Regions from separate parts of the Homo sapiens genome. Here all the other regions are linked to region 1. Evidence: chromatin loops called from intact Hi-C (ENCODE). Cell type or tissue: GM12878. All regions are shown on one strand. Links, peaks and the distances in the headings refer to the core of each region. The heading gives the core; the rest is flanking DNA. Region 1 has its middle 150 kb from the start of LINC01170. Region 2 has its middle 16 kb from the start of LINC01170. Region 3 has its middle 380 kb from the start of LINC01170. Region 4 has its middle 190 kb from the start of ZNF608.

Evidence for each region. Peaks named below come from ENCODE experiments on the same cell type or tissue, not always from the same donor. Only the 100,000 strongest peaks of a DNase experiment are listed, where the experiment ranks them.
Region 2: it touches region 1 in a loop (8-fold over the local background); 3 of 110 quality-filtered maps call a loop at or near these places.
Region 3: a loop joins it to region 1, with 4 times the contacts of the local background. A loop is called at or near these places in 5 of 110 quality-filtered maps.
Region 4: it touches region 1 in a loop (6-fold over the local background); 2 of 110 quality-filtered maps call a loop at or near these places.

Annotation. Positions count from the first base shown.
Region 1 is chr5:124,581,389-124,586,388 of GRCh38, forward strand. No RefSeq gene overlaps it. Among named protein-coding and RNA genes, the nearest start is that of LINC01170, 150 kb to the left of the region's middle. In GM12878, for the core only: no CTCF peak of the experiment used is centred there; a DNase peak (open chromatin) is centred at 2,663; H3K27ac peaks cover 268 bases.
Region 2 is chr5:124,450,132-124,457,935 of GRCh38, forward strand. No RefSeq gene overlaps it. Among named protein-coding and RNA genes, the nearest start is that of LINC01170, 16 kb to the left of the region's middle. In GM12878, for the core only: no CTCF peak of the experiment used is centred there; DNase peaks (open chromatin) are centred at 3,254 and 3,670; H3K27ac peaks cover 294 bases.
Region 3 is chr5:124,054,517-124,059,516 of GRCh38, forward strand. No RefSeq gene overlaps it. Among named protein-coding and RNA genes, the nearest start is that of LINC01170, 380 kb to the right of the region's middle. RefSeq lists an enhancer at 2,196-2,385. In GM12878, for the core only: no CTCF peak of the experiment used is centred there; DNase peaks (open chromatin) are centred at 2,055 and 2,825; H3K4me3 peaks cover 2,089 bases; H3K27ac peaks cover 741 bases.
Region 4 is chr5:124,931,750-124,939,553 of GRCh38, forward strand. No RefSeq gene overlaps it. Among named protein-coding and RNA genes, the nearest start is that of ZNF608, 190 kb to the left of the region's middle. RefSeq lists an enhancer at 4,161-4,560. In GM12878, for the core only: no CTCF peak of the experiment used is centred there; DNase peaks (open chromatin) are centred at 3,492, 4,332 and 4,982; H3K4me3 peaks cover 385 bases; H3K27ac peaks cover 2,481 bases.

The sequences.
Region 1 (5,000 bases), core at 1-5,000:
AGACTTGGATTTTCTCATCCCAGGGATAATGATAAAGAGATTGGACTTTGGCCTGTGAATCCACATTCAGTGCCTATAGAGGGATTGAAAGTGAATTCACTTTTTCTTAAAAGTGGCCACCAAATTAAATAGAGAAAAGGCTTTGTTTAGGTTTGGGTTTGTGTTTCAGCTCCTCACAAGCCAGGCTTTCATGCATTCTGACTGTCCAGGTCAGCAACCAGAATGTGCCTGGCTCCACAGCTGGGCCTCTGCACGGCTTGTCTGGCTAAGTCCAGGCGCGCATATTATCCTATCCAAGCATCAGTAGGTATTCAGAGCAGACAATTAGTTCTTTGAAATCAACTGGAAAGCCAGCATTCCTGTGCTCCAGTGGGGAGGAGGGGGAGAAGAGGGCAACTTTTAGACTATTAAAACATCCATCATACAGCCCTTTGCTATCAGGGGCACCTCACAGGAAAGCAAAGGCGACAAAGCAAAGAGTATTAAACAGCTGCTTGTTCGTGATTCTGCTATGTCTCTAAAACCTCTCTGGCTCCTGCACTCCAAGCCCCAGTTGAATGGAAGAGAAGTGTCCTGTGCATCAACGTGTTCTTCAGGACACTTGTTCTTCTCTGCACTGACCAGGAATTTTCAATGCCGCCATGCAAGAATGGCGCTTTACTTAAAGACACTGCATTATGTTAAGCAGACAGTCTGTCATTACTTAGCAGCCACACTATACTGTGGATGCAGTCCTGTTGTTTTTATTAAAGGGGTTGTCAGGATCTATAATTCACACATCATTAACCGCTTCATTAAGAAGACAGCAGCCCTGTGGGCCCTAAACTTGTAGCAGTTTGAAGACAAAGCAAGTAAACACTCTCCTTAACTGAGCCAGAGAGGCGACCCCCACAACCCCCCACTGGTGGGAGTGTCTGAAGAAGTGCTGTTTTCTAGGAAGAAAGTTTTTTCAAACTCTGGAGCATAAATGTGCAAAACATATTCACTTAAAACTGATTTGATTTAAGTTAAAAGCATTACTTTGCAATGAGCTGCGCAATCCCACATCATTCATCAAAACCAAGCCATCACGGGCCGCAATGTGTGGTTACTTAAGCATTTTCATATGCCCTAGACTTTTTTTAATGGAACAAAAAGCAAGACCATGAAATACACAGAAGGGAAAACATCAAAAAATTTGTACATGGCCCATGACATTGGTATTCCTCTAACATGGATTTTACTAAGCATCACTTATATAAACAATGGCGCCAAATCCTGTTTTCTTTCATAATGCATGTTTTCTCAGCAGTAGTACTGCAGATCTTGAAATACAATATGGGGGCTCTAGTTTCCCAGTGAAATCATATGGTTGGTGTATTTCCTCAAAATAAGCTTGCCATATGGAACCAGCCCTGGAACAGGCCCAGATCAAACAGAAGTAGCTAAAGATCCTGCACCTCTTGAACCAGCCAACACAGCCAGTGAGAAGACCAGTCAGCCTTAATGATTTCTTTAGAGTCTATGCACTTAGGTCTCTGTATTGGACTTTCTCTAAAGTTTTTGTTTGAAGAAAGAATTCTGTGACTAAAATGAGTTGGAAATATACCGTGATGGGACTTTCTTGATTTTTTTTACCCTATCAAAACCTTCCTGTTCTTAATTGCCTTTTTTCTCGGAGCTCTACTAGGTAATTGGCTAAGTAAACCATACTATGCTAAAGCCAATGTAAGGGATAAAACATAATATGTTTGTGCTTTTCTGGATAACATTTGCATTTATACTTTAGTCTTCAACCTCCTAACCAAAGAGAGTTAAGCATGAATTTTAGGTTCCATGGCAGGGCTACTTGGCAAAATAGTTTTGCCGTAGGCATGAAGTACAGAAGAGACTTCTCAGTGCTTGAAATCATACCACCCAGCAATCACCAAGACAATGATTCTCCAAATGTGGTACCCATACCAGCAACATCAGCATTACCTGGGAATTTGCACATTCTTTGGCCACACCCCAGACCTACTCAATCAGAAATTCTGAGATCTGTGTTTTTAACCAGCCTTCCAAATGATTGTGATGCACGCAAAAGTTTGAGAACCACAGACATAGATTCATGTTCTAAGTTGTGTTACCTAGAAGCAGAGCCTGAGATGGGGATCCTTATGAAAGTGATTTATTAAGGACCGCCTCTCAGTAGAAATCTGTAAGAAAGGAAGTGGAGCAAAGAAAGGGACAGAGACAAGCAAGCACGTGATGTAAATTCAGGTGAAGCCTCTCCTTGGCCTGATTCACAGGAAGAGGATTCTAGAGCGCAAACCATGCAGCAGAGTTATCTCCCTTTGAAGCAAAGGGCTAACCTTTGTCATAAGCCCTTCTTAGTCACTAACTATAGGAAGGACAGAGGCTTCCCCAGTTGATGCCAGTTCTCTGGAGAAGGGAAAGTGGTTGTCATTAGCAGCCAAAAGTCACATAGCTGTGGGACAGGGGGGCCTGGGTGAGTGCTACTACTACCACCAATATAAAAAGTCAGCTTCAGCAATATACAAGCTCCACTACTTTCACTATGAATCAACTAGAGAATGACTCATCTACGCACTCTCAGTACCCAAGACAGTATTGGTTATGCAAATATGAAGCAGGAAACGCCTTAAACTCCAATCTGCACTGAACAGCCACCAGAAACCTAATCCACTTCAGTCATCTTTGAGTACTATCAACACTGGAATAAAGCTGATTTCAGAACCTGAAACCACAAGCCTCATAGTGCAGTGAGAGAACGTTTGAATTACTAGTTCCACACAACATGAGTTTTGGATGCTTGCATATCTAGTCCTCCTTTTGTAAATAAGAGCACCCTGATTTCCCTTGGGGTACTTAGCCCTTCCCCATTGTGTGCTGATCTTGGTGAAGCTGCAAATCACTGTGCCTGTCTTCTGCTAGACAAGGTGCAGGCGTGTGGCTCAGTCTGGGTTGACTGATTGCTTTCCTTGTAATTAAAATCTTAATTAGAGTGACACAACTGACTACGGTCAGAGCACATTCATAGCAGTGCTTGAGACTTGAAGAAATTCTTCATCAGTTCCTTCTGCCCAGGCCCTCAGAGGGCCTTTTTAAGTGGAATTGTTCTTAATTCCTCTAGATCCTTCCAGCCCCATATCCTGCCAGTAAATTCTCTTTTGCTTAAGTGAGTGGGTTTTGGTTGCTTGCAACCAAAGAATCCTGGCTGACCCTAGTTTCCAAATTCCTTGAGTTTGATGGTCTATTTTGTTTTAGTGTTATGGTTTTTATTCAGGTAAGAAGAATCCTGTTTCCATTATTTTCACTATGTAACAAACTACCTCAAAGCTTCATGGTATAAAATAGCTATTTTAATATGCTTATAGAGTCTGTGGGTCAGGACATAGCAAGGATGGTTTGTGTCTTCTCCAGAATTTTTTTTTAATTAGCCAGGCATGGTGGCACTCACCTGTATTCCCAGCTACTTGGGAAGCTGAGGAGGGAGGATCTCTTGAGCTGGTAAGTTTGAGGCTGCAGTGAGCTATAATCACACCACTGTACTCCAGCCTGGGCAACAAGGCAAGACCCCATCTCTTAAAAAAACATAAAAGAAAGTACATAAAGCTAAAAGGCAACTTTATGAACCCAATCACAATTTTAAAGGAATTTCTTCTAATTTCTCTTAATAGGATACACATACATTTAACATAGTATATATGTATGTGACATTTCTTTTTACTGGTAATGAAACAGGAGAGTTCCCTGATCCCCCTCATAGGACATGTAACAGATCTGTGACTCATCTGTTCCATCACTGCTGCTGCTCAAACTCCTGACTGGAGGGGGAGTACACAGACAGGCAGGTATAGTAATCAGGGTGAGTGCTGTGGGCTCCAGCCCCGTGTTTGGGGGTGTGCCTGCAGCCCCAGTGTTATAATGCTCCTTTAGCCTTGCTGTCTACAGAGAGCTTAAGTGTTAACCAGCTCAATGGACCCTCTGCCTTTTCACAAGGGCAGAAGGCCAGTGTGACAGCTTTCTGTATCCTGAGCTCTTGCCCAGCATCCTGGAAGAATCAGGTCACACACAGGCTTGAAGGATGAATGAGAGGTTTTATTGAGTGGTGGAGGTGGCTCTCAGTGGGAAGGATGGGGAGCTGGAAGGGGGAATGGAGTGGGAAGATGATCTTCCCCTGGAGTTTGGCCATCCAGCAGCTAAACTCCCCTCTGACCGCCCCCAGCCAAACTCCTCTCAGCATTCAGACATGCCTTCCCTTCTCTCTTTCTCTGCCACACCGTTCTGCTGTTCGTCTGCTTGTCTCCTGGTCTCCTTGTCTGCTCATCTCCTCATCAGCTTCTGGAGCCTGGGGTTTGCAGTTTACATGGGTACAGGATAGGGGGGTGTGGTGGGCCAAAAGGCAACTTTTTGGGCAGAAAACAGAAATGCCTGTTCCAAGTCAGGGCCATGGGTCTCCAGGCTTGAGGGTGGGGCCTTTGCTGGGGAACTGCCCTCTTCTACCCAGTATTTCCCTGTCTCCTGTCCATATCTCCATATCAGTAACACTCAGAGACCACACGGATTCATGCTCCCCTTTTGCAATAATACCCTGTGCTCCCCACTTTCAACCCTAAGAGTACTTGACTTTTCAGAGTATGAATAGCAGCTATAGAAGATTCACCTTTGGGATCTTTTAAATACAAAATGTGCTAACATTTAACATAGTTAAGGGAAACATTACATCGTCCCGAGTCACAAGCTACAATAATCGTGTCAGAAAGCAGAGTTTGCAGTCACTATTCTCCTGTTATTCTTTCTTGTTTCCTCTGAAGCAGAAGTTTTTATCCTACTGCGGCAGGTAAGCCCAGGGTAGTTCTCTGCCACATAGAAACTGAACATGGCAAGAATGGCTATTCTGTAATTTCAAGAATAAGATTGACTTTGCTTCTGAATGAAATTTGAATTTAATACATTTGCTTGAAGTAAACCGAATCCAGGCTAAATAAGAATCCATGTTGGAATTTTTTCAGAAT
Region 2 (7,804 bases), core at 1,619-6,618, 130 kb before region 1:
CACCTCCTCAGCATGCTACTTTATAAGATGAAGTACTGCAGGCCTCCCCAACTGCTTGTTCAGAGCGTGTCACAAATAAACACTTTGTCACCAATCCCTGCTTAGTGTCTGTTTCATTTTGGAAGTGGCTATTACAGCTGTCTAACACAATGAAAAGACAATTCTTCCTCAAAATGTTAAGGGTCGCTTCCATTAATGCAACTACCACCATTAGATGAGTAGATTCTTAGTTTTAATTCAATCCTCCAGCTTAAAGTACACAGGACTATCTTTATATTTAACAGTTCAATGTCCCCAACAACTGAATACTACAGGAGAAAATCATGTAATCAAGTATAGCGGTCGTATGTTAAATTCAGGATCTCAAATCTCAATGGGGACTCCACACAGCCAGCAATTCTCCTCTTTTAAAGGAGTGGACTCTTTCCCACTTCCCAAGATGGCTGTTTCACAGCACTGCCTCAGACCTTCCACACCTCCCCCTCTGCCCTTATTCTCAGCTGACAACTTTACCTCGTACTTCATTAAGCAAATAGAAAGTGAACACCAATTGTTCATTTTACCACCCCAAACCCACAATCCCACTTTATCATTATTTCCTCCTGAACATGAATGGCCTCCTCTCAGCCTCCTATAGCTCGATGTCATAGCTTCCTAACTGATTTACTCTGCTACACTTTCTGCCTCTGATTCCCTCAATACAGATAGGCAAATGTATCTTAAAATGGAAATGCTATCATATCACTCTCCTCTTTAAAATCTATCAAAGGCATCCACCGCAGTTAGATTGAAGTCATACATCCTCACCATGGCCTGCAGAGTTATTGCAAGCCACTCTTCCCTAACTCAGGGCTCCTCACCCCTGGTGGCCTCTTCTCACTGCCACAAATATAGCATTTCCTCCTTCACTCAGGGACTTGGCCTTGTTCCCTTTGTCCAGAGTGCCCCCCTCCCACCTGCTTTTCCCATCTACCTTTTGATTACCCCTCAGAAAGGGCCCCCTTGATGGCTCTGCCTAAAGTGGGGCCCCTGGGGATGCTCTACCTTACACAGCTTATAATTCCTTTCTTTATTTTATATTTTCTTGGTTTTTAAAAAATCTTCCCCCAACTCACAAGAAGCTCCATAAGAAGTGAACCAAGTCTGTCTTGTTCTTCCTGGTGTTTTCAGGGCCCAGATAGCACCCAGCATGGTGGAGCCACTCAATACCTCTTAATTAATTCACACACTCACTAGAGTTTCTTTAAGTATCTTAAGTGGGGCAAGAATCCCCAGATTCAAAGATCAATTATTTCTAAAAGGGAAAATGTGATTTTTGTAAATCACCAAAAAAATCTACAAGTGTTAAGTAAAGGCGCTACTGAGGGAAGTGGAGATGGAAGGAGGGGGAGGATTTCCTTGACCAAACAGAAATGCAGCTTAGGAGAAGCTTAGCTTGGCAGAAAAAAATAGCATCATGGTCAGTCCATCTATCAGCTAATGGGGCATACTGGACCCCCTTGACCCATAAATTGAATAAGAAATTTAATTCAATAAACATATTTAAAATCCTAGTCAAAGGAATCAAGATCAAAAACTCTGATATATAGGAACAGTATGGAGAATTAAATCATATAGTATGAAAAAAATGTAAACGCATCACCTAAACTGATGGGCTTTCTCAAGAAAAGCATCAAATTGACTTTGTCCCTGATGTTTCCGAGATGCTCACGGAAAACAAGAGCATTTGCTGCCACTTATCAAGACTTCCAGTTTATGCTTTCTAACAGGCAGCAAGGACAGCACTGTTGAAATGCTGGGTTCAATAAGGACTTTGTTCAGTGTAATCCTGGGGCCAGTAAATTCAACAGCGACAGCATAAAGACATAATTTGATGCTCTTTGCTATAGAACTCCACATATCTCTGCCTGATGCCCTCGGCCACTTTATTTATTTGCTACATTCCAGAGTCTTAGTTATTAAGTTGTGCTTTACACTGTACACCCCAAACACTCCATTTGTTCATTCATTCACTCATTCGGCAATTCAACAAGCCTATCTCAAGAGCCTACAAAATGCCAGGCACTGTTCCAGGGGCTAAAGATAGAGCAGGGAACAAAGCAGACAAGGCCCAGATCTCCTGGAGTTTTCAAAAATACAGGGGATGATGAATGATAAGTATCTTCCCAAGCTAAGAAACTAGGGGCTGCACGAAGGAAACAAAACAAGGGAATCAAAGAAAAGGGTGAGTGGGGTCACATGTGGGTAAAAATGGAGAACTTAAGGGAGAGCAGAAACTCTGGTGGGGGAAAGGGGTCTCTGAAAAAGACGTGCTTGAGCTGAGGAAGAACAATGTCTCACAGAGAATCGCACAAATGACCCATGGCCCAGGGTCAGTGTGGCTGAGCAGAGTGAGTGGTGTGTGGTGAGCAGGAAGGCAGGGATAGGCCAGATCATAGAGTACTGAGGGGCCACAATGAAGGAGTCTGATACATTTGAACTGCCTGTCCAGGCAGATCCTCTCTCTATACTCTCGCGCGTGCGTGTGTGTGTGTGTACATGCATGTGCACGCACAGGAGGAGGTTTATATAGCTATCAGCACTCCCTTGTCCTTTGGCTTCTGCTTGTGTTGAGCCACTGCCCCACTTCCCCTGGTTTGCAGAGTGCAGAGGGTAGGAAGAGAATGAGGGTCGCTGTGGACAGGCTGTGACTCTCCACAGAAGGTCAAAGCTCCTGTCAGGAGCTCTTTCCACACAATTCTCTCTCTGGGCTCCTATAATTGCTCACCCGCACTGTCCTCTTCAGGCCTGGGATAATAATGGCCCTGCATTCTTAATGCCCCTTAGGGGTGCTACACCAGCCTTAGTCACTTTTTGAAAACCCTGTTCATGTTCTCCTAGAAATTTTCATCAAACACCCAGCCTGAAAGTACTCTTCCTGCCAGGACCTTGACTGATAGATTCTATTCTGAAATCACTGCACCAAGCCACTCTCTCACCTTCAGCAGTTACCTTTTGCTACCTCCTTAGTCTTGGTAAGCCACTTGCTGGAAGCTGGTTTCTGTAAGTGGCATGTAACTCCACATAACATCACCTTTGGAATTTTTAGAAGTTTCTGGGTCAATTAAATGTCATCCAGCTCCTATGGTTCCCTTTTTTTGCACAAAGCTTCCCTGAGATCAGAGCTCTCTTTAGGGTGATGCAAGTCATACCAATAAAATGATTCAGGACAGAATTTTGAAACTAAAAGGCAGTGTGGTATAGAAAGACCTCTGAATTTGTACTTTAACTGTGTGACTCTTGGCAAGTAAGTTTCCTCATCCTTAAGGTAGTAATGATAATAATGTGCAGCGATAAATTTATTTCTCAACACTGGCCTCATTGGGCCATTTTGAGGATGTAGCAGAGATTACTCCAGCATCAACTTCTTTGCTTCACTGATTCTGAGACACAGAGTATAAACAAAACCCAGGACGACTCATGTTTTTGTCACTCCTTAAAATTGTGAGGTCCCCACAAGTGTTATAATACATCGATTATTATATTAGTCATCACGAGCTGCCATAACAAAATACCAGACTGGGTGGCTTAGACCACAGAGGTTGATTTCTCACAGTGAAGGAGCCTGGGAAGTCCAGGTTTGGGGTTGCCAGCATGGTTTGTTTCCTGCTGAGGGCTCTCTGCTTGGCTTTCAGACAAGAGCCTTCTTGCTGTGTCCTCACATGGAGAGAGACAGCTCTGATCTCTCTTCCTCTTTTTATAAGGGCACCAGCCTTGTGAGATTAGGAACCCACTCTTTAACTTCATTTAGCCTTTATCATCTCATGGGTCCTATCTCCAAATATAGTCACATTGGGGGTTTCGGTTTCAACCTATGAATTTTGGGCAGATGCAAACACTCAGTTCACAACAGTCATCTAAACCAACTGCATGATAACCATTACCCAAACATTATCTATTTCTCTCAGGAACGGCAACACAGATGATTTGGAATTCCACTAGATTAAAAGCTCTTTTCCTCTACAACATATAATGATGCATGCTGAAGATTATGATTAAAAATACTGAGTTAGGTTTAGTAATTTATATAAATAACTTACTTAGAATACACGTACAAAACTAAATCAAAGAACCACTGTCCAATTTATGCAACTACTCAGTGTCTGAAAATCTAAATTCCTAAGATTGCCACGACTTTGCTAAGATTTTAACCAAAAATCTTGACCAGCATGAGAAATATTGCCTTGTATGACTGTCATACACATTCCTGCTTTAGTAAGGAATGAAATTTTTTAACTATTAAAAAAAAAGGCAAGAAACTTGAGAATTTGAGAATGGAATACTTCACAGCAGTTTTTTAATTAACCAGATTTACATGTTTCAACAGGAATAAACCTTAAAAGCGAGTATAACCCACATAAGCAAAATTGTTTCAAAAATTAAACAAAATACAGTTGGATACTGCAACTTCCTATAAAACTAACTCACCTCTGCCTTTCTGAATAAAAATGAAATGGAATAAAACAAATCAGTCTTCGACTGCTTCCTCTGTCTGTGACCACATACCGTCGTTTAGGCTAATCTTTTACATTTTTTTCCCCGTCCCTTTCATTTCAAAAATAAAGATAATAATATTCAATATTTAGAATGTCCATCATGGAGAACTGCTGGCAGCATAAAAAGAGAATCATGTGACTTTTACAATATAAAATTCTCCATTTGAAGGATATTTGTGTATAAGGCTCTATAGTTCAGTATCAACTAACATTTATTTAATACTATGTGCCAGATATTACAGTAGGCACTTTTGTTTTCAATTTATATTTACCTTTTACAACTCATCCGATTTTGGCACACTGGCAACTGAGAATGTTGAGGGGCACACATAAAAAAATACTTTTTAGGAGATCCACAGTTATGGAGCAATCACGTAAGACTTCACCTTGAAATATCTTTATTTTATTTTATTTTTTACTGCCCTGAAAGATGGGGTTAACAATATGGCACATGTATACCTATGTAACAAACCTGCACATTGTGCTCATGTACCCTAGAACTTAAAGTGTAATAAAAAGATAAATTAATTAAAAAAAAAGATGGGATTAAGACAGCAAATAATCCAGGTAGTCAGGAGAACTTAATGAAACAGCCGTTCTGCTCTGCCTAACTTTCCCACCTTCCCTTGCTGGGGCACCACTGCCCATGGGTGGAGCTGCCAATTAAGTCAGAGCCTCAGGGTGACACACAACTACTGAGCCAACAGACATCCAACAAGTACTCTCTGTATCCAGAAACACTAACTTATCTAAGAGCAGAGAATTCACAGGAACCCTATAATCGTCAGTTAGGTAAGAAAAATAAAACCAATTTTGAAAGTTTGCTGGGGAATAACATCGATGTTTAAAAGTCACTGAAGTGGAGAATGTTCCACTACATCATTAGAAGGAAGGGGGGTGCTCCTGAAACCTAGCAAACCAAAATCTTAAATCACTCCTTAGTTTACCGCATGTTATTTGCCTCATCAAAGGTCTTTGCAATCATAAAAATTTGTTTCTTAAAACTCGAACCCCATCTTGCAAGACAGAAGATCAAAGAGCTTCCCAGAGTGTTTGGGATTGGGAAATTCTTTTTTCCATTTGTAGGTTTTGCATCAAAACAGATGCAGCAAGAAAAGCCGCATCTCAATGCCGTTGTGACTTTATGAAGGTGGACAATCCTGGTTGAGCAGAGATATTGCAGATGTCTCCCCTGTCATGGAGGATAACCTGCCTTCCCAGGTAGGTGGAGCTCAACCACAGCAGAGGGTGATATGTGGAAAGCATTATTCTGAAGGAGGAAGAACTAATTCACCCTGTCACCTTTCTTCGTTAAGGAAAGATAACAATTTGAGAACTCGTGTCTGTATCCATTTTCTATGTGAAAAGGAAGACTTTTGCAATAAAACAGGTATTTTGTCATCTTTTAACAAGATTTCCATTTTATTTTTAGAAATACGCAAAAGATAAGTGAAGACAGGAGACTTTCTAGCAGGTCCTCTTCTGTTCAGTGAGGCCAGAAAATGAGACATAAAATTATATCAGTATACACTGGTCCCTTGTAGTTAAAAAAATATACATGGTTCTTCTTGGAGTTTTTGAAAAGCAACATTAAGCAGCTCTACTATGAATATTATTTAGTATAAGACTTAGGTATGTGGAGCTTTAGATTTTCCAGAAAAAATCTACACTATTTGGAGAAGCATTTATGGTGATTGCTATATGCAACAGCTTGTTTGAATTCATTCTTTCAATTTTAGAAGCCACAGGAATGTAACAGAAATGGCCAAATCATGAATATTATTTACTTTATTCTAAATGCAACTAGACCTAGGGAGACTTTGCTAATTACTGGTAGCGTAGCGGAGCAGAAATCTGTTCATGTCTCATTCGAGCCTTGGATTAGATAAAACATTAGTTCCATGGAGCTGATCACTCTGGAGGTTTACTCATTTGCCTTGATGCAGTAAATGTTGGCACATTAGGCCTCCTGGAATATCCTGAAGCCGGCCTAATAACACATCTGCTGTGTTTATTTTTGAATGTAAATGGCACTCAAAAGTATGCTTTGAAAATTGATTTCAGCTGAAACACACTAAACATTAATAAATACAGATTTTGTTTCTGCTAACAATTACTTCACAAAATTGTTAGATGTGGTGGAAAGAACTAGTTTACAAATACAGTTTGCAGCAATTAAATCCCTTCAAGCCAAACTACTCCAAACTGGATGGATTCCTCTTAGATGTTGTGAGGGATATTCATACAGACTTAAAGGATTTTTATGACTTTGTGTGTACATAAAGAGCAAAGGCACCCATTAGGTCAAGGATGTTGCTGTGAAAACAAAGGGAAATTAATTTCTAACAATTGGATCAAGACAAAAGAATGGTTACACAAATCTCTTAAGAAAATGTATTCTTGTTGACATGGACAAGGAAAACAACAAAGATGACACTTTCCTGCTATTTTCTAAATATCTTTTTTAAATTCTAGCAAAGGCAGAAGGGTGCTCTTTCTTTAAATCCTCCAAATTGAAAATGATCAAGCAGTAATTGTGGCACACTGGCCTGCAATATGAATTGAGATGGTCGGCTCACCCTAACGGCTGGAGTGGACAGATTGAAGCATTCAGCTGGTTCTTGGAACCACGGGCCATCTGTTTACATTGTGTGGTAAAATCACCATGCTGGAAGCTGCGTGGGTACCGGTAGCCTGGCCTGCAAACAATCACCCCTGGGATGCTTGGTTCTGCCTAATCTTTGAGGAGAAAGGAAATCATCCTGGTGTGAGCATCCAGAGGCCTCTGCTCATTTGTATCCAGCTATAGGTCTTGGACCTTTCATTCTGGGCTTTTGGTATTCAGCTTCCTCACCTGTGAAATAAGGCAACTGATCCTCTTATCCCCCTCCAAGGTGCTCATCATACCTCTTTCAAGCCTTTATCCCACCACAGGGTGATTGTAAATTGAAATGGTAATATATAAACAAACAGAATTTTCAAAGAGATGAGACCAAAGGTGACTCTCTTCTAACACAAACCAAGCCAAATAACTTTGTGATAATGGAATATGGAATTTTAAAAAACAGAAGACTGATCTAGAGAAAGCTAGGTAATTATATTTAGTTATACAGCTAAAGACTCCTGGACTGCAAGAAACCTGAAGGACTGGGGTAGATGTCAAGCATCTTTGTATTCTGTGGTAGCCAGAACAATAGCTTGCAAGTTATAGACACTCGTGTATATTTGTTGGTGGAAGAGTGGCTAACTTAAATTTTTAAACACCAGAT
Region 3 (5,000 bases), core at 1-5,000, 530 kb before region 1:
ATAATGTGGAGGGTAACTGAACGATCAGCTTGGCTTCACACTGCAACAGTGCTGATGTTTGCTAAAATGCCCAAACCCAGTGGGATAAATAATTCACAGTTTCCCTGAAAGATATGAGGGAAGGGGTTTGACAGGATGATAAAAGAAGAATGCTGCTCTACTCATCTTCTTTCAAAGGATGGAAAGACTTGTCAACTCTATCCTAGTTCTCAAATAAAGCATGAAATTTACAACCCCAAATTGAGATTCTCATTTTCAGCCACAGCTATTCTTAATTTCTGTTCTACTGATACTATAGGCATAGAGAGATAAGTCAGATGATTTGCAGCTCAAACTATAAAAGAAGTTTTGGAAAGACAATAGAAAAGAAGAAGGTTTGGTAGGTTTGGAAAATTCTTTTTCTTCTAATGCACTATAAAATGTGAAGCAGAAACACAATAGCTTAATGAGTTTCCATCTCTGTACTGTGACAAATCTACAATTTGGCCATTGTAAAAGTAATGATGTGTTTCATTAATTTCATACGTTCTTTTAATAGAGTATTTGGAGGAAAGACATTTTTGCTTTAGAAATTAGAGCAAAGAAAAGCGGATAAAAGCTTCAAGTTGGTGTTCAGTACTTCCTGGAATACATTAATAACATTCATCCGCCTTTTCAAACACACAGACAAATCTCAAAGTGATGCTTTGTCTTCTCAGTCATAATTCTAATAATAATGGAAGATGAGACATCCTTACCTCCTAGTCTCTCCCCACAATCCCCACTCCCTGGCTTGCACATGCACACAAATAATGCACTTTTTACTAGTACATTTGCATCTGGAAGTTCACATTCTATAACCTCCATCAATACATGTGGATACTCCAGGGCACATCCTCTGTGCCATTTCCAAATGCCCTATGGGGCTCACTCTTCAGACACAAGTCACATAATCTATGTAGTTCCACCTGCCTTTTCACAGATATCCTCATAGTGTGCTTTCTTAGGCTGGGATCCCCCAGGATCTGACTCCAGATAAGGATTTTAATACAAGTGCTTTATTTGTGAGGGGATCCAAGTAGCACCAGTAGTGGGATGAGGAAATGAGAGAGGGAAGGTAAAGAAGCCGCTAAACGGTGCCCTACTGAGCCAGTTATCATGGTGGGCAATGGGGGCATAACCCCACTGGGGACTGTTGAGAGCCAGTGTAAAACATATCTCAGAGTTCTCACCACTGGGGTATATATCCACCAACTCCCATGTGCCATTGGCTGCTCTCTGGGGGAATGAAATCCCAGTGCTTCCAGCCTGCACTCTTTGTAAGTCAATGGAAGCTGTTAGGAGGAAAGCCAAAAAGTCTTGCAGTAGGGCCCCATCTGTACGTGTGGGACAAGTGAGAGCTGAGAGGGTGAGAGTGAGCAAATGTGGCTGCTGATGGTGCCATAAGACTCCTTTATACCTCAGTTGTCCAAATGCTACTGTCCACAAACCATATGGCAGGTTTTCAAACCAGTCACAGAAACACATTCATCTGCCACACTTCTTCCTTGCATTCAGAAGCTTGACAGTGATGAGTTTTACTTGACTATGTCTTTAGAAACAACTCTGGGCTTGTTCTGTAACCCTAACAGAGGCAGCTGGAATTTACAAACCCACTGTGAAATGTGATGGGCTCAGTGTGTTTCTTCTCCAGCAGTGTCTTACTTCTCTTAGTGAAATTTCTGTCCCAATCTTGTGAATAGAAAAGCGAGGCTGGGGGTTTGGGGATGGAGTGGGAGGAAGGAAAATCTACATCATAGAGAAGGTTTACATATAGAAAAACACAGCATAGTGGGGTAGATCTCAAAGTCTATTGCAGTTTTCTGAAGGGCAGAAGGTGGGTTTTTTGTTGTTGTCTATCATTTTCCTTAGAATTACCAAGGGTAAATTAAGTGCTGCTCTAGAAGCCCTGTCATGGCCAACAACTCGGCAATGGACTGTTGAGGTCTTGAGGTTTCTGCAGAGGTATTTTCAGTTGGTGGGGCTCCAGCACTTTCTTGTTCCGCAGTTCTAAGCCTATTTGCATGAAGCATTCTTCAGGTTAACTGCTCAACTCTCACCTTCATGAATCTGGCATATGAGCAATTATCTCTCTCCAAGGACCGGCATTTGTTGGTCTGATTTTCTCGTTCATAGAGTGATGAGATTTCTGCTTGACGTCCTAGTGCCCCTGAGCCTGGCAGGACATGAGTGGTACTCCTGGGCAACCACAGCACTGTTCCAGATAAGAGCAGTTCTCACTCTGAGGACCCTCAAGTCTTCCATGAACTCAGGTCCTTAAAGACACAAGAACAAATACCTAAACGGGAACTGCGCCGAGACGTGTGTATGTGTGTACATGTGGGTACCTTATGTGGAAGCACACACATGTACATGTGCGCAGGAGCTGAAGGGAGCATGATAATTCCCTACGATGCCATGAATAAGAGAACAGCTGTTTATCTCAGATATTAAAAGAATGTCAATTGGGTTGAGTTTTCTTTTGGCACAAGAATAAGGAATGCTTAAGTTTCCCACTTGCATTTAATTTATTTTTAGGTTTATTCACCACCATTTGTCAGGTTTCTTGAGCGTGACCTGAAACTGACCTTTAGATAAACGTGAAGGCAAACAGAGCCCTGAAACTCTATCTGTATGTTCTTTTGTCTTGGGAACTGTAAATCGGGGCATTAGGTGAATAACACAGCTTGGCTTTGTGTCATGAAAAGTAATTCGGGCTGTGGTAAGGGCAGGATTTATGAAGCTGTCTGGCTAGACTTGGGCAAAATGCCAGCTTACACCTGCCTTGCAGATATGGATGTGTGCAGTTGTCACCTTGCTGAAGCAGCCAAATTCCTTTCACTGGATAGAGGCATTGCTCTGCCACCAAAGCTGGGAGCGGGTAGGGAGGCACTGGTGGGGGCACCTGCTGTGGAGGAGCGAAACAGTCTTTAGGAAACAGACAGCATAGACTTCCCTTTTTGAACTTCCCTTTTCTAACTCCCAGGCAAAACTCTCTTTAAAAAAAAATGTAATTACTATTTCCAAAACATTGTAAGTAATCTTGTGGGGTTGGCAAGAAAATGAAAGTAAATCAATTTGCAAAGCTTTACAGCTTTTTTTTTTTTTTTTTAATGAGAGATTGTGTCATAGCTAAGGTGGCTATATAATTTATCATCCAAACAGGGACACTTTTCAAAGTGAAAAAGGGAGGGCTGTAATTAATTCAGCCAGGACAACAGGCATAAATTGGGGCTGTCTGAGGCAAACCAGGATGGACGAGGACCCTAGTCATGAAAATTTACACTGCCACACAATGAACCCACCAAAGGACTGTTGTGTTACAAGGATGCTTCTCTAAGAAGTGACAGAAATTACACTGTCTCGTTGATGGTGCTGGACTCCCTCCACAAAGCAGATGGCCAAATTGTCATGATGCCAAATCACACTGCAGAATTTCTGTAGTAAAATCGTCATGCGCCCTTTTTCTCAGTGCCTTCCCCATCTCAGAAAAGTGCAAAAGCTCAGCAAATCCTTGCTTTTCCTGAGAATGGCCATCAGATAATATACAAAGCCTGGTCAGCATCTGATTAATTAGGATAAAGGCACAAGGGAGAATGTACAGTGTATGGGGAATAGCACTGATCTTTTTTATCTCAATGCTAATGAACTTTGACATGAACTTCCCCTTCTCCAGCAAAGTCATTTCTTAGAGTTTTCAGCTTTCTCCCCACTTTCTCATACTTTATAGCTTCACTGGTGTATTCATTTCATATGGATGCCATAACAAATAATAAAAAAATTTGGTGTCTAAAAACGAGAAATTATTTTCTCATAACACTGGGAGCCAGAAGTCTGAAATCAAGACGTCAGCAGGACTATGCTCCCTCCAAAGACTTTAGGGGAGAATTCTTCCTTACCTCTCCCAATTTGTGGTGGCTCCTGGTGTTCTTTGGCTTGTGGCAACATAACTGCAAACTCTGCCCCTCTTTCCACATGGCCTTCTTCTTGGGTCTCTGTGTCCTTTCCTCTTTTATAAGGATACCTGTCATTGAACTTTGTGCCCACCTTATATCTGGGATAATTTCGTCTTGAGATTTTTAAATAACTACATCTGCAAAGATCTTATTTCCAAATAACATTCTGAGATTCTGGTTTGACACAGATTTGGGGGGGAACATTGTTCAACTCACTACAATTAGTAAATGACAAACAAATAAATTTCTAAAAAGTAGTCCTTAAACTCCTGGCGACCCCTAGCCCCCATCCAGGTAATTGACTGCATGTGTTGTGAAACCCAGTGCCTCTACATTGCTTCTCTTGCTGTGCGGTTCACATGACAGTCCAGAGGAGGAGGCTACCCACAGAGAATGTATAACTTGAACTCAGCCTTAATAGAAGCTTAATAGAAGTTTGGATAAATTGTGAGAAGGGAGAGGGCATTTGAGTTGAAATTTTAAATCTCTCTTTTAAGCGTCAGCCATAGTGATAACCAAAATGTCTCTTCCTTCTGTAAGAGCCTAAAATTCAACTCAAGCAGGCTTATGCAAAAATGGGCTAATGTATCAGCGATAGTAACGGAAAAGTCCAAGTCTAGGCCCAAGAATCACTGGATGTTGCTCCTGTAAGAGTGCTTTCAGAAATACACTAGTCTCTTCTTGACTTGGGCTTCCTCTGTTTTGACATAATTCCTTGAGAAATGGTCCCAAGCAGCTCCATACTAACAGGCTCTCACATTAGTAAATCCAACAGAAATTTCATGTTTCTTTCCCAGCAGTTCCAGAAAAAGTGGATGTTAAATGGCTGTGATGGTCACACGTTCTCTCCTGAGTAATCATTCTGTCAGGGGCTACTGTACTCCTCCTTCCAGGTCTGAGTCACCTGCCCTACTTAGAGCCATGGGGTGGAGTCAGCCATACCCAAATCATGTGGACTAAGCATGAGAAGAGTGAGGGAGGATTCACTTATTCTAGGAAAGCCATTGTGATGTTAGAGGGGAAGGA
Region 4 (7,804 bases), core at 1,467-6,466, 350 kb after region 1:
AAAAAAAAGAAAGTAATGCATTGTCTATATCAGCGGCCATATACCACACAAGAGGCTATATTAATATCCTTTAACAATGATACCACACATGGTACAGCAGTTGTGACTGGGCAACAGCTTGGTTGATCTTACTGAAGTCTCAGTCATTCTCCAAAACCAATTTACTTTCTGCAGGAACTGGACTGGTGAATTAAATAGAGATATGCTAGGTACCACCATCCCTGGACCCTTTAGTCCTTTAAAAATGACACTAAGGGCTGGGCGCAGTGGCTCACACCTGTAATCCCGGCAGTTTGGGAGGCCGAGGTGGGCAGATCACCTGAGGTCAGAAGTTCAAGACCAGCCTGGTCAACATGGTGAAACCCCGTCTCTATTAAAAATACAAAAATTAGTGGGCACCTGTAATTCCAGCTACTCGGGAAGCTGAGGCAGGAGAATCTCTTGAGCCCGCGAGGCAGGTGTTACAGTGAGCCGAGATTGTGCCATTGCACTCCAGCCTGGGCAAAAAGAGTGAAACTGCATTGCAAAAAACAAAAAACAAAACAAAACAAAAGCACTAGTCTTTGGTGCTCCTCATTTTCTTACCTGGGATGCAGTAATGTTTTTGATTTGCTATGCTGACTGGAGAGTGGTGGTGGATTATTTCATAGCCTCCAATTTGGCTTTCCACACTCTGATAACTATTACTCCTATAAGCCAATGTCTCAATATAGATGGTTTTCTAATTTTCAAGTGTGTTAAATCTAATTATACATTCAGGGACTAGGGAACTGACCACCAGGAGGGTTTGTGAACCTAGAGGACATATTATTATTACTCTAGGCCTTGAAATTTCTTCATTCTTGTTTCTTTTTTTTAAATAGGGTCTCTGTCACCCAGGCTGGAATGCAGTGGTGTGATCACTGCTTACTGCAGCCTCGACCTTTCCAGCTCAAGTGATCCTCCCACCTCAGCCTCCCAAGTAGCTGGGACTACAGGCACGTGCCACCATGCCTAGCTGATGTTTTTTTTTTTTTTTTTAAAGAAATGTGTTGCCCAGGCTGGTCTCAAACTTTTAGGCTCAAGCAATCTTCCCACTTCCGTTTCCCGAAGTGCTAGGTTTACAGGCATGAGTCACTGTGCCTGGCCTCATTATTTCTTGATTCCTATGTGACCCCACTCTAAGAAGAGAGGCCATGATGACATTCCATGTCCCCGAGTTTCAGTGACCACTTGGACTCTTTATCTAATACCCCTTAAAGGGTCTGGTCATTCTTACCATATTATGTATTCACTTGAATAAATGGCCATAAATGCCTTTAGAGAAGAACTTGGAGTGTCAGTGCTCTGTATATTTGTCTCAGTGTTGGCAGGGTTTTCCCCCTGGGAACCCAGCCACTTCTTTGGTTAATAGATTCCAGGTCTGGAATTGCTCAGGTTCAGGAACTGGGCAAATGATCATGACATTTTTATTGGAGCAATTGCATTCAAGCTCCAGTGCTGGGTAAAAAAATATTAAAAATGCCCGTTAGAGGGGTCCTGTGTTTGGTGAAGATGGGTAGGCCCTTAAACAACTGCCTGGCTCAGTCATTGGTTGAGGACCACCCCCAAAATAATGTGCCCTCAGCTCAAAAGCTGAGGCAAAACCTGAAGGAACTGATAACTAGAGGCCATCAGCTAAACACACTCCTACTCACTGGACAGGAGTTCTTTCTGGAAAGGCAATCTGAGCAGGTCACCTCAATGTCTGTCACACAATCATGAACAAAAATATCCCAAAAAATTTTTTTCCACAAAAAGTAAAATTCTCAAAACTCAACAATTTGAAACAAAAGCTATTAAAAATAATATGAAGGGTTAACTTCCTAACTAACTTCATAAAGGATTAACACCCTTACATCATAGCATCACTCTTTAGGAAAAATCTATAGTACATGAACTTTATATGATATATTTAACAAATAGTTAAAGCTAAACACTTAAGATTCCAATAAATACTTAGAACAAGTACTAAGACAGAATAAATAGGAATAACCAATGGACATGAAAAAATACAGTCTTACAAGTAGTTGAATGCACATTAAAACAAATACATTTGAAGGACCTATCAAACTTCTAAATTTTTTTTTTTTTTTTATTAGATGGCGTCTCGCTCTGTCGCCCAGGCTGGAGTGCAGTGGCACGATCTCAGCTCACTGCAAGCTCCACCTCCTGGGTTCAGGCCATTCTCCTGCCTCAGCCTCCCGAGTAGCTGGGACTACAGGTGCCTGCCACCACACCCGGCTAATTTTTTGTATTTTTAGTAGAGATGGGGTTTCACCGTGTTAGCCAGGATGGTCTCGATCTCCTTACCTTGTGACCGCCTGCCTCGGCCTCCCAAAGTGCTGGGATTACAGATGTGAGTCACTGCGCCTGGCCCAAACTTCTAAATTTTTAAAGTTAACAATTTAATTTTGACTGGTGAGTGTTAAGTTAGAGGCGTCTCACACATGCTTAGCAGGAAGGTAAATTTATATTTCTATAAATAAATTTGGCACCAGGCTTCAGGAGGTGCACAAATTTATTTTCTTTCTTTTTTTTTCTTTTTGAGATGGAGTCTTGCTTTGTTGCCCAGGCTGGAGTGCAGTGGCGCTATCTTGGCTCACTGCACCCTCCACCTCCTGGGTTCAAGTGATTCTCCTGCGTCAGCCTCCCAAGTAGCGGGGATTACAGGCACGTGCCACCATGCCCGGCTAATTTTTGTATTTTTAGTAGAGACAGGGTTTCACCATCTTGGCCATGCTGGTCTCAAACTTCTGGCCTCAATTGATCCGCCCACCTTGGCCTCCCAGCATGCTGGGATTACAGTCGTTGAGCCACTGTGCTCAGCACAAACAAATCTTTTACTCAGTAACTCTACTTTGAGAGTCTATCCTAAGGAAATAATCAGAAATGTGGACAAAGATATATGTGTAAAGATATTTATCCTAGCACTATTTGTTATATTAAAACCCACAAGCAGCCTTAATGCCCCAAATTAGGAAAACAGTTATATAAATTACATTGAATGTATGTGATAGCGTAGCGTATAGCCATTAAATGAAAATGTGTGATAAGCCTTTCATGCCAAGAGGTTACGCTTAGGAAATGTTCAATGAAAGTGAAAATAATCATACATCGAGTAGTACCTCAAATATGTAAAAATCCATAGAAATATGTGTAGAAGAAAATATGACAGAAACATAAATATTGATTTGATGATCCTTGGTTGGGTGATTTATGTTCTTCTTTTAACTTTTGAATTTTACAAAGCAAACATTCTCGGAGTCATCTCAAGTAACATTGCTGAAAGGTTTTGTTGACTTCAGGGAAGGTGCTGGGTTATGGGCTTCTCTCTGTGTGCTCACTGCATTTTCTCAGTGCCTGCCTATCTCATCACATTTATTGCATCGTGCTCGACTTTCTCTGTGTATGTATCTGCAATGCCATTCTGACACTAACTACCTGGAATTAGGTCAAATTGCGGAAGTTGAGGGTGTAGTCCACCACGAGACTTCTCTCACTTCAGACACCAGCCACAGGCTCTGGGCTTTCCAGCCACCTGCACTTCTAACCAACTGGTGACAAATTTAGGCATTTCCACTACTTCCTCAGGCTCTATACTTTCCTAGAATAACTCACAGAATTCCAGAAAGTGTTACACTTAGGATTACAATTTTATTATAAAGGACATGAGTTGCCAGGCACAGTTGCTCATACCTGTAATCCCATCACTTTGGGAGGCTGAGGCGGGTGGATCACTTGAGGCCAGGAGTTTGAGACCAGCCTGGGCAACATGGTGAAACCTCATTGCTACTAAAAATACAAAAATTAGCCAGGTGTGATGGCACACACCTGTAATCCCAGCTACTAGGGAGGCTGAAACAAGAATCTCTTGAACCCAGGAAGCAGAGGTTGCAGGGAGCTGAGATGCGCCATTGCACACCAGCCTGGGTGACAGAGTGAGACTCCATATCAAAAAAAAAAAAATATATATATATATATATATATAAAGTCAAGACTAGCCAAATGAGAAGAACATATGTTGAGATCTTAGAGGGTCCCCAACACAGAGCTTCCATGTCTTCAGGATGTATCACCCTCCTGGCACATCAATATGTGTCACTCACCTGGAAGCTCACTTAAGCTTTGGGTGTCCAGAGCTCTTACTGGGGTTTCATTCTATAGGCTTGATTGGCTGAATCACTGGCCACATGATTGAACTCAATCCCTAGACCCCCCCTTCCCTCCCCAGAGGCTGGGAAGTCACGTTGATAACATATGGCTTGAAGCCCCAACCCTCTAACCACATAATTTTTCTCTCCAGCATGGAAAGCCCCCATGCTGAAAATACCTAGAACTATGAGTCACATCATTAGCATAAACTCCAGTGTGGTCAGAGAGGTCTACCATGAATAATAAAGACGCTTCTATCACTTGGGAAATTCCAAGAGTTTAGAGGCTCTGTCACAGGAACCAGGGGCACAAGCCAGCCAAATCCTCCATTATACAACAGTGTATGTTTCATCCATTGGCTGTGCCCCCAAAATGGAGAAACCATGCCTGGTACCCCAGCAGATCTTTTCTTTCAGTTAATTTGGCAACATAAAAAACTTTGCCTAGGCCAGGCACAGTAGTTCACGCCTGTAATCTCAGCACTTTGGGAGGCCGAGGTGGGCAGATCACGAAGTCAGGAGATCGAGACTATCCTGGCTAACAAGGTGAAACCCTGTCTCTACTAAAAATACAAAAAATTAGCCCAGCGTGGTGGCGGGTGCCTGTAGTCCCAGCTACTCGGGAGGCTGAGGTAGGAGAATCGCTTGAACCTGGGAGGCAGAGCTTGCAGTTAGCCGAGATCGCGCCGCTGCACTCCAGCCTGGGCGACAGAGAGAAACTCCATCTCAAAAAATAAAAATAAAAATAAACAATAATTTGCCTAAAGTCTATTAGTGTGACTTTCACTCTGAGTCCTAATGTGGCACTTTTCAGCTTCAGTGGCCTTAGAAGGTCACGTTGTAGGACTTAGCAATGCACCAACATTCTGGTCCTTTTAAAATGTAATCCATCACTGAGAAGAACAATAAAACAACAGCAAAAACCACAAAAACGTTTTTGCGTTTATCATCTTTCTTTTCCCTTGATTATATCTATCAAAACCATTAGCTAATTTTGAATTAATAAGGAAATTAATAGAAAAAAATATTAGCTTAGTGCAAGGAAAGGCCACAAAGAGAAATGCACGGATGGCAGTGGCATGGCTGTGTTTATGAATGTCTAATTCTGTCAATATTTTGTTGTCAATCTCAGGATGGCCCAAGAATTAGTTTTTATAACATCAATATAGTATTTGGTGAATCTGACAAATTAGTTGATTATATTTATGCTTACTCTTTTATTCCAAAAGCTAATTGCGTCTAGTAGGTGATATGATTAACGTTTAGGATCGCCTATTTAACCTAGTCCTTCAAGTCTTTGTTAATTTGTATTTCATAATTTATTAGATTAAAACCAGGATGGCTGCCTAGAGATATTATTTTTCAACTTCATAGGACTATGTATTAAAATTTTAGCCACTCAAAATTGAGTCAACTTTTTTTGAGACAAAATATTTTATAGACAGGCATACCTCATTTGATTGGGCTTTGCTTTATTTTGCTCCACAGATACTGTGTTTTTTTGACAAATTAAAGGTTTGTGGCAACCCTGTGTTGAACAAGTCTATGAGCGCCATTTTTCTAACACCATATGCTCACTTTGTTAGCATTTTTAGCAATAAACCATTTTAAAATTAAAATATGTACATTGTTTTTTAGACATAATGCTATGGCACACTTAATAGACTGCAGTATAGTGTAAACAACCTTAATACGCACTGGCACCCAAAAAATTCATGTGGTTGGATTTATTTTGAATTAATTAATTTATTGAGACAGGGTCTCAGTGTGTCACTCAGGGTGGAGTGCAGTGATGCGATCACAGCTTACTGCAGCCTCAACCTCCCAGGGCTCAGGTAATTCTCCCACCTCATCCTCCCGAGTAGCTAGCCTACAGATGTGTGCCACCAGCTTGGCTAATTTTTCTATTTAATAGAGACAGGGTTTTGCCATGTTGCCCAGGCTGGTCTCGAACTCCTGGGTTCATAAGATCCGCACGTCTCAGCACCACAAAGTGCTGGGATTGCAGGTGTGAGCCACCATGCCCTGCCAACTTGATGTATTTTGATGCTTATTTTATTGTAGTGGTCTGGAACTGAACCTGCAATATCTCTGAGGTATGCCTGTGTATGTGTGTATGTATATATATATATATGGTCAAGTGCTGCATAACAACATTTTGGTCAAAGACAGACTGCATATATGATGGTGGTCCCATAAAATTCTAATACTGTATTTCTACTGTATGTTTTTTCTATGTTTAGATATGTAAGACACCATTGTGTTGCAAATGCCTGTAGTACTCAGTACAATAAATGTTGCACAGGTTTGTAACCTAGGAGCAACTGGCTATTTGATACAGCCTAGGTGTGAAGTAGGCTACACCACCTAGTTTTGTGTAAGAACACTCTATGATAGTTGTACAGCACCATATTTGCTTATTGACACATTTCTCAGAATGTACCCCTGTTGTTAAGCAACATATATAATATATAATGATATACAGAGTGTAATATATGTGGACCAGTTTTACATGTTTGATCCAAGGACAACATCCGAAGTTCTCAAGCATCACTGATTCACTAGATCTCACTGCCAGGCATATGGAGATGCCTTTCTGATGAGAGCTGTCTCTGTGGGCTTGTTGCTACACTGTCTCTAGGTGTTGGAGACAGATCTGATATGGAGACTGGTCTGAATCCGTACCTTTTCTCCTCCTTTCTGAGCAGGCTTGACCCTAGGCTTGTGGGAGAAGACAGGGTTTTCAACAAGCAGGATGAATAGAATGCCTTCTGTGTGCGTTGTATTTGCGTGGTCTCCTATCTTTCCTGAGGGTGAGGGTCTCCTGTGACTAGAGTCACAGTAATTCCTAGGTACCATTGAATGCCTAATACATATTTAAATTTTCCTTATAAAATCAAAGGTTGGCCGGGCGTGGTGGCTCACACCTGTAATCCCAGCAGTTTGGGAGGTTGAGGCGGGTGGATCACGAGGTCAGGAGTTCGAGACCAGCCTGGCCAACATGGCAAAACCCCATCTCTACTAAAAATACAAAAATTAGCCAGGCACTGTGGCGGGCACCTGTAATCCCAGATACTCGGGAGGCTGAGGCAAAAGAATCGCTTGAACCCAGGAAGTGGAGGTTGCAGTGAGACAAGATCATGCCACTGCACTCCAGCCTGGGTGACAGAGCAAGACTCCGCCTCAAAAAAAAAAAAAAGGCTGTTTTGTATATAACAGGATGTATATACGTTTGTATATAACAGGATGATGCAGTTGAGAAGAAAAAGCTGATGATTCAGAACTGAGCAGAGACATTTACCAGAGTGATGTCCTTGAGCAGGGCCTTACACCATGCTCAGTATAAAGATAATGTCCCAGGGAGACGTCACGTGCTCTTTTGTATGAAAGGTGCCTCGTGAGTAATGCATCATGGGGGCCTGTCTGCACAGGCCGAAGGGGTTAGATTGAAGGAATTAGCTGCCCACCAAAGTGCTATGAAGACTATTTTAAACTGAAAACATCTGAACAGGCAGCAGCCACAGAAAGAAACATTATTTACACTTGAGTAGAACCCTCCCAAAATACAGCTGCTGTTGACCCCCATCTGAGGGAGTTTACCATTTGAAGAAAGGTTAACCCTTAGCACTGGG